Regions from separate parts of the Mus musculus genome. Here region 2 is linked to region 1. A link is a contact called in ENCODE Hi-C data. All regions are on one chromosome and are shown on one strand. The core of a region is the stretch at or near the end of the contact, and the rest is flanking DNA. Distances in the headings are between cores, read along the strand shown.

Region 1 (3,860 bases), core at 9-2,508:
CTCCTCACATGGTGGGGCTAGTGGTCAGGTCTGGATCTCTTCCTCTGAGGCTCCTTCACAGTGTTAATGCAGGCTACTTCACCACTGCTCATCTCTTGGGTCTTTCTTTGTGAAGCAGGGCAGATGCAGAGCGGGGTGGGTGTTACATTCTCTACTTCGACCCTCCTGGGCACCGTTGATTTTTGGGTAACAGCATGGATGATCTGCATGGTCTGGAGCTAGGGGTAGCAGTGAATTTGGATCCTGCTTCTGTCGTCGATGGCACCTAGGAAGTGTGAGACAGGGCCCAGGCAGACGATGGGATCTGGAGGGGAGATTGCAAGTGGAAGGCAAATACACAGTAAAGAATACAGAATGTGGAGAAGATATTAGCCAAAAACTAGGGCAGAGAATTAGAGATTCAGTCAAATCCTGGCTGGAAACTGCTACTCACCAGTAGTATACATGAGGAGTTGGTGTGTGGTGGCCAGAAAGATGGGAGAAATGTAGAACCAGGAGGAGGGGGAGAGGGAGAGGGAGGACCAGGACAATGGGGCAAGGCTATGACACAGGATCCAGCTGCCTAAAGTGTCATTCTAACATAAATGGAAAGAGATTTCTGAGACAACAGTCAATCAAAAGGTAAAGTTTGAAATATTACACAGTGATCCAAATAAACCCTGAAGATTTAAAGAGGAAAAAACATCGAGCAGAGACCATGCTGAGGAGCAAATAAGTGGGCGAGAGGCAGCAGACGCATGATCTCATTTTATCTGGACAGTGTGCAGCTCCCTCCACACCAGCACGCACACCACCACAAATACTGTCACCGTCTACGAAACCACTAATGCAGCATTCTATTATTGCAATTGCTAGTCTCTGGGAGCGGGGGTAGGGGTGTGTGTAAACATATGGAGATTCTGAGATTTCTTCGTTTGCTTGCTTGCTTGTTAGGAAAGGGTCCTACTACGGTCACCCAGTCTGGCTGGGCATGCAAGATGATGCTGGCCTCAAGTTCGAATTCTGAGGAAGGTTTTCTTGGAGACTAGACTTTAGAGGCCTGTAGATCTATCTAAAGGGAGTTATGTTTCAAGACTGAGTAGGCCTTAAGCATCGGGACCATCTGCCTAGTGGTGCACACGTTTGATGCTTGAAGGCACAGTTGCTCTTGAGCCTCACATGCGTGCTGAGCACTGTTGGCTACGTGCTTTGATTGGTTGCCTGGGGAGTGGGGGGTGGGTCTCTGGAGCACGTGCACACGGTGTTGCTGGGCAACGACAGTCCTGCCAACTGCCTAAGAGGTGGAGGGATGCTAAACCTTGGGGCTCTTTTGTGGGCGCATCCTGGCGAGATTCTGAGACTTGGTTGGCTCTCTTTTGGGACTGGCTGGCGGTGGCTAAGACTGGGACTTGAAAGAACTGGTTTGCTGTGAGCACCGAGGTTGTTACTGGGAGGGAGGAAGGCGTTATAAACACTGAGTTTTGGAGGGGTAGAGATAGGGTGAAGGGCCACAGTCTGAGCCATGAAGAAGATCTTCAAGGGTCACTCGCCTTGGGGCTTTCTGAGCTTTAGGCATGCTGAGAACCAAGAACCTCCCAGGTACCTCACTGGGTACATGCCTGTGAAAAGGATCCACAAAGCTGCAAGCGTGGGGGACATACCCCAAGTGCAGAAGATGCTCGAATTTGGGGATATTGACGTGAACGTTACAGACCGGAAGAAAAGGTTAGAGGGTGCGGGGTGGGAGCTGGGAGGTGGCCCAGAACAGGGGTAAATGAGTGGCAGCAGGGCCTAAGGAGAGGAAACTGATCTTGGCCTCGGGAGTGGAGAAGGGAGGCTAAGGCCTGCTTTAACAGGAGGTGCTAGCCTTTCTTCCTACCACAGGTGCCTCAGCATCTGAAACCCTGGATGGGTCCAGAGCCCAGACACTCTTCATGAGAAGCAAATAAAAAACTAAACTCATTTAGTTTAGTCGGTTTCCAAACCCCATATAATTCTGTTTTTAGAAGACTCTTGACAATTTAAATGTGATTTCTCCTGCACATGGAAAAAGTTAATAATGCGATGGGTCCTAAGGAAGTTCATTCAATAAAATTCCATATTCTTTTTATTTCACGGTAACGGAGGACTATAAGTTATTTATTGAGGGACCTTACACGGAGGCTGGAGTGTCAGCAGGGCTTCACGTCCAGTTATTCAGGGTAGCCATCTTTATTAACCAATGCTGATTCATCCATTAGTTCGCCTGGCCCTGAAGTGGGCTAGTTTGATTAGCATCCATCTTCATTACATAGTACGTGAAGCTCCAAAGTTCCCACAGGTGCTCCATTAGCTTCGGTTGCTTCCTTGATGCAGAAGCAGATGGTCCACTGGTGGCCTTCACATCTTAAGAGACCATCAAAGCCTTGGAGCTTGCCAATGTGGTCCCTAGTTCAGGACGACCGCAGTCAACAACACGTTCCCAATCTTCCTTTGCAAATTTTCCCGTGTCTCTTGCAATGCCCTCTCCTTCGGGGTCCTCCATGTTTAACTGCTCTTTCTTAGCACTGCTAAATAGAAAAAAGAATGTCAAAACCGGCTATTCTGCTTCCGAAAAGTGTGAGCTGCCTCCTCACATTGCACAGTAGCCCTCAGGCGCACTCTCTCTCCCAGGACTGCTCTTCACTACGCCTGTGCTCACGGCCAGTCAGAAATGGTGAGCCTCTTGCTGTGGTATGACTGCAACATCGAAGCCCGAGACCGAGAGGAAAGCACAGCTCTGATCAAGGTAACCAACAAGCGGGGCAGAAGATGAACTAGCACAACCCCCGGATTCTGAGGTGTGGATTATAATTCTAGACTTTCTTGAACTGAGTCTGTTTCCTTGGGACAATCCCCGCAGGCCACACAGCGCCAGCACGAGATCTGTGTGAAGATTCTTCTAGAGAACGGCGCCGACTCCAACGCCGTCGATATCCATCAGAACACCTCCCTCCACTACACGGTCTACAACAAGGACACCACCATAGCCGCCAAGCTTCTGGCATTCAATGCAGACACCGAAGTTAAGACAAAGGTAACACGCAGTTTTATATCCCAAATTAAAAGGCATTTGCCTGAACAATATGTGGGACCATTTCCACACGTAGAAGCTGAAAGCGAGAATTCTTTGGTTAAAAAAATGGTTTAGAATAAGTTAATTGACAAAGGAAGTTTCAGAGCACACGATTTTATGTATCCATAAAAATATTTGAGAAAACTGTATTAATATTACATTAAATATTCTTCAAATAGGTCACCAAAGTTTCTTTTAAAATATAATTTAAATATTTTCACCAGTTTTTCTAATGAGAGTAAAATGAGACATGAAAACAAAATTTCTCTTAGAATTTGGCCAGGCATGGTGGCTCACACCTTTGATCCTGGCTCTTGGGAAGCCGAGGCAGGAAGATCTCCGTGAGTTTGAGGCCAGTCTGTAACCAGTGAGACCCAGTTTTAACAAGCAAACAAATGAAACTGTCTAGAATCAGACTTGACCCGAAAACTCAAACAAAAGTGCTTTATGGTAAATGAAAAATCATACTGCTAGTGACACTTTAAAATGACTTCTCCCTGAGGTGAGGCTGGGTCACAAAAAATGGTGAGAAGAAAATTATCTTAAAAGTGCAGGATGAGTCGGAATGTACGGTCCTCATTGGCAAAGATAAGGAAAGTCGTGTGGTTTAATTCTGCCCTGTTTGTATGTTTGGAAAACTGTGTCTTCATTTTTACCTGAGAAGGGAATGGTTGAGCTTCAAGCATGTTCAGTGTTTGGACTCAGAGTCAAATGCCAGGAGCTGGGATAGTGGCAGTTATGGGTGAAACCAGGGGAAGACCAGTTAATTTGGGGGTATATATTCCCA
Region 2 (3,768 bases), core at 793-3,292, 3.0 Mb after region 1:
TGTTGCATTTCTTTCATTTGGCTGCCAGCTAGGTCACGGAGCACCACCATCCTCACTGAAAACAGAAGGAGACTGAGGCTCATCATGGAGACCAGGATCTAAGCTTGGCTTCTTCAAGAGAACAAGGCTGGTGTGCCACCTCTCAGCTGAGGCCTCAGAGATTGCTTTACCACCCTACAAGACAAGCCAGGACCAGCCTCCTGTCTACAGACCTCTGGGCTCCATCCACAAAGACATAACAGTAGGAAAACAAGCAAAGACCCTAACTGAGCCATCGGGTGCTACATACGGGAAAGCAGAGTGGCGCCATGACCCCATCCACTTTGCAAACGTCAAGCAACACACATGAAAGGCACCTTGCTGGAAGTGTCGGGCTCACTGTTTTCCCTCACAAGTGAGGCTGGGAGAGTGTATACTCCCCAAGCAACCCTGGGTGGCATCACAGGGGCCTCCTCAGAGCCACTCCTGACTGGTGGTAACAAGGCTGCCTGTCTCCTACCTCCTAGTTCACAGGCCTGCTGCAAGTTAAGAAGTCACTAGAAACAAAGAGCAGGTGGTCTTGACATTCAAAGCAGAACCCAGTAAGGAGCAAAGGGAAACTTTACACTCACCCAATGACACGTCACAGAGAAAGGGTTGCTATGTTTACTCTCAGTGAGATAAAAGCATGGCATATGTTAGAGGTGAATGCCACACTGTGCCTCTGGCACTGCTACTGACTGGGCTCAGCACCTTAAGCCGGGGGTCCAAGCCCCAAAGGTAAATGCTACTGATCCTACAGGTTGCCACTGCAAAAGAACATGGGCATTTGCTTCCTTTTTTGTTTCGTTTGAGAGACAAGATTCCTCTGCATAGCCCTGGCTGTCCTGGAACTCACTTTGTACACCATGTTGGCCTTGAACACTGCCTACCTCTGCCTTCTGAGTACTGGGACCACCTCTTAGGTGGGTGGATTTTCTATCTTAACAAAAACAAAGGAGAGTGCCTTTCTACCCTCTAAGTGAGAAAAATCCCCAAGGAAGGCAGAGCCTGTACAGAGACCACCCTGGCTGCTCATACCAGAGCCCCAAAGGAATGTGAAAGTCTTACCTGGTCCAGGTGGACTTGCACAGAGCAGGGAGTCACCACCTTAAAGAAAGAAAAGAAACATGAACAAGGGCTTCTCAGGTAGCAGGTACAGGAGCCACAAAGCGGTCCCCAGAGGCTGGCACTGTGTCACAGCACCTGTAGTCAACACGATCCACATTCTCCTAACTCTGAGGAAGTTCTAGTTCTTTCCGAGAATCTTAGAAAAGAAGTAATAACACACCCATCCAAAACTTTTTTTTTAAATCTACACATCATTCATAAAAATAGAAGTTCACCTTGAATGTCAAGCAACCAGTTAGTGTACCTCCAGCTAAGTCCTTCCTCATTGGGCAACATGAGACGCTGGGGCCAGAGAAGGTGGAGGTCTCTGCAGGGTGGTTTCAAGCTGGAACTGGTGAGTGTAAACTTTCACATTTATGGATTTTTCTTTTCTCTACAATGTGGGTTCCTTTCTCTAGAACTTCCTATGCATGTGAAACTGAAAACATAGTCTACGCATATCTCCTCCTGAGATAGTGGAAAGGGCTTCCCTTGGACTCTCCCAGAGTCAGCTCGCTAAGCTTCCAGGGAAAAGCAGTAAAACCTCTAAGAACAACACCCTGCTTTCAGGGCAGCTGGGAGATGAAGTGTGCTCAAGCAGAGACTGCTGTGTCCTGAGCTAAAGTCCCCGTGGGAGTCAAAACGTGGACGTGCTTCTTGTTTGTCCAGGAGGCTGCTGAGGACCTTGCTCATGTGACATGTCTTACTCCCCAGCTTTCTCCTGGCTCACCCACGTTAGACCCCCTGGGTAACTCCCCTTCTTAAAGAGTTTTCTGGAACTATGGAAAGGAAGGCTGTCCAGTCACGGTAGTTTCCATTTGGGAGCAGTAGGTAGCAGTATGACCTTGGTCTCTGATGTGGACACTATTTATAGTGCTTATCTTCCTTAGTAAGTTTCTCAAGAGCTATGTGACACATGGCCACTCATCTGTCTGGGACACGCCATTATTCCACCAGGACGCTGACTCATATTCTTGGCAGAGAGAGGGGTCCTCTGCTTTGCACTCACGCTTCCCTCTAACCAGCTCTTCATCTCCTCTGTGCTCATACAATGACTGGCAGCAGAAACACATATTTTGAATTCATACACTCTCAGTGTCTCCTGTACATATTAGATTTTGATGGGTGGATGGGGGAAGAAGCCAACAAATAAACACAGAGTGAAAACTAACCCATGGCTTTGGACACTCAGGGAACTGGTACTAGAACCATGTGGGCCAGTGATGGGAGTCGGTGATGGCGCTGAACAAGGGGAACTCATGGTTAATAAAGAATTATGGTTCAATCCACTCCAGCAAGCCTCCACTGGGGCACACAGGCATCCTAGTACCAGTTAGTAATTTATGCGCAATCAGTCTCTGCCTTTAAGATGTCACCTGTATTCCACAACACAGAATACTACTTACCCATTGGTAAGCAGAAAAGGCCTAACAGGACATGAAGAGCCAAAGAGGCACATTAAATGTGGATCGCTAAGCTGAAGCAACCAACTCGAAGATGCTACCCTCTGCATGATTCCGACTATGACATTTTAGAGAATGGAAAGTTAGAGAAAGAATAAAATGTGTGTGGTTATCAGGGGCTGCAGGAAGAGAAGAGGAAGAGGAAAAACAGACAATGTTGAGAGCAGTTGAACTATTCTCACCGCCACTGTAACGATGGGCACATGTCACTAACAACAGTCCAGACCCACAGATGGACCAACACCCCAATGAACCCCGTGTGTAAATTATAGGCTTGTGGACTTTGGTTAACAATGTATTGATGTTGACTCACCAGGTACTATGCATTAGACAGATTTTAAATATACCAAACGCATGCTTAATTTTCTATAAACTGAAAACTGTCCTAAATATAGTTTACCAATATTTTCAAGTAACTGACCAGAAGCATATGTGGGAGGAATTCCTATACCATGCCAGAAACTCGAGTTTAAAAATGATGGATAAGGGTTTGGCATGGGCACACATCTTTAACGCAAGAATTTGGGAAATAGAGGAAGAATCTGTCAGTTTGAAGCCAGCCTGGTCTACAAAGAGTTCAGACCAGAGAAGGATACATAGGGAGACCTTGTTTAAACATCACACACACACTCACACACACACACACACACACACACACACACACACACACGGCAGGGGGTCTTCTACATCGCACATCCCCCTATAAACAGGTGCTGTGCAGTGTGCAGCTCCAGGGACTAGAAATGAGACATAAGCTCTGTGATCAGGTTACTCAAGTCCTAGGCAGACCATCTACAATCAACAAAACACATCACGATATGTCCTTCCAATTTAGCTACAACCAGATATCAGGACGAGAGAAACCTGGCTATAATCGGCATTTGTAGTTTACTTCTCCTTGTGTAAAGCAAGAGCAGTAACTGACCACAGACAGAACCGCATTGCCTCTCTCAGGATGCTCCCATTCTTGGTTCATGCCAGTTAACCTGGCATTAAGAAACATGGACGGCCAGCAGTCCTGTGATTGGGCTCAGTGGCTATCTTTGTGGGCTCATAGGTTCCAACTGCCATTCAACCTGTCTAGAAAGCAGGACAGTTTCTCCACACTTCTTTCTACTCTCTGGAGCCCACAAAGCTCTGGGGCTCTGTCACTACTGCTCTTGCCCCTGTGACCTGT

The links. A loop is a pair of places that touch in the nucleus more often than their neighbours do.
Region 2: a loop to region 1 is called in a map of T-helper 17 cell, with 11 times the contacts of the local background. The contact joins the enhancer-like site here to the promoter of Ankrd36 in region 1. A Hi-C loop is called at or near these places in 2 of 37 maps with a recorded cell type or tissue (T-helper 1 cell and T-helper 17 cell).

Annotation. Positions count from the first base shown.
Region 1 is chr11:5,568,426-5,572,285 of GRCm38, forward strand. It overlaps Ankrd36 (ankyrin repeat domain 36), which reads left to right and starts at 1,259. Exons shown (of 27, transcript NM_023816.3): 1 at 1,259-1,704; 2 at 2,632-2,746; 3 at 2,861-3,034. The coding sequence starts at 1,502. It overlaps Gm39573 (a long non-coding RNA gene), which reads right to left and starts at 693. Exons shown (of 3, transcript XR_872233.1): 1 at 434-693; 2 at 1-304.
Region 2 is chr11:8,577,994-8,581,761 of GRCm38, forward strand. Tns3 (tensin 3) reads right to left here. Exons shown (of 31, transcript NM_001083587.1): 4 at 1,090-1,128. Among named protein-coding and RNA genes, the nearest start is that of Tns3, 85 kb to the right of the region's middle. Within about 2 kb of position 2,043, at least 1 of the 3 ENCODE cell types and tissues checked has a DNase peak (open chromatin) inside an H3K27ac peak, as active enhancers do.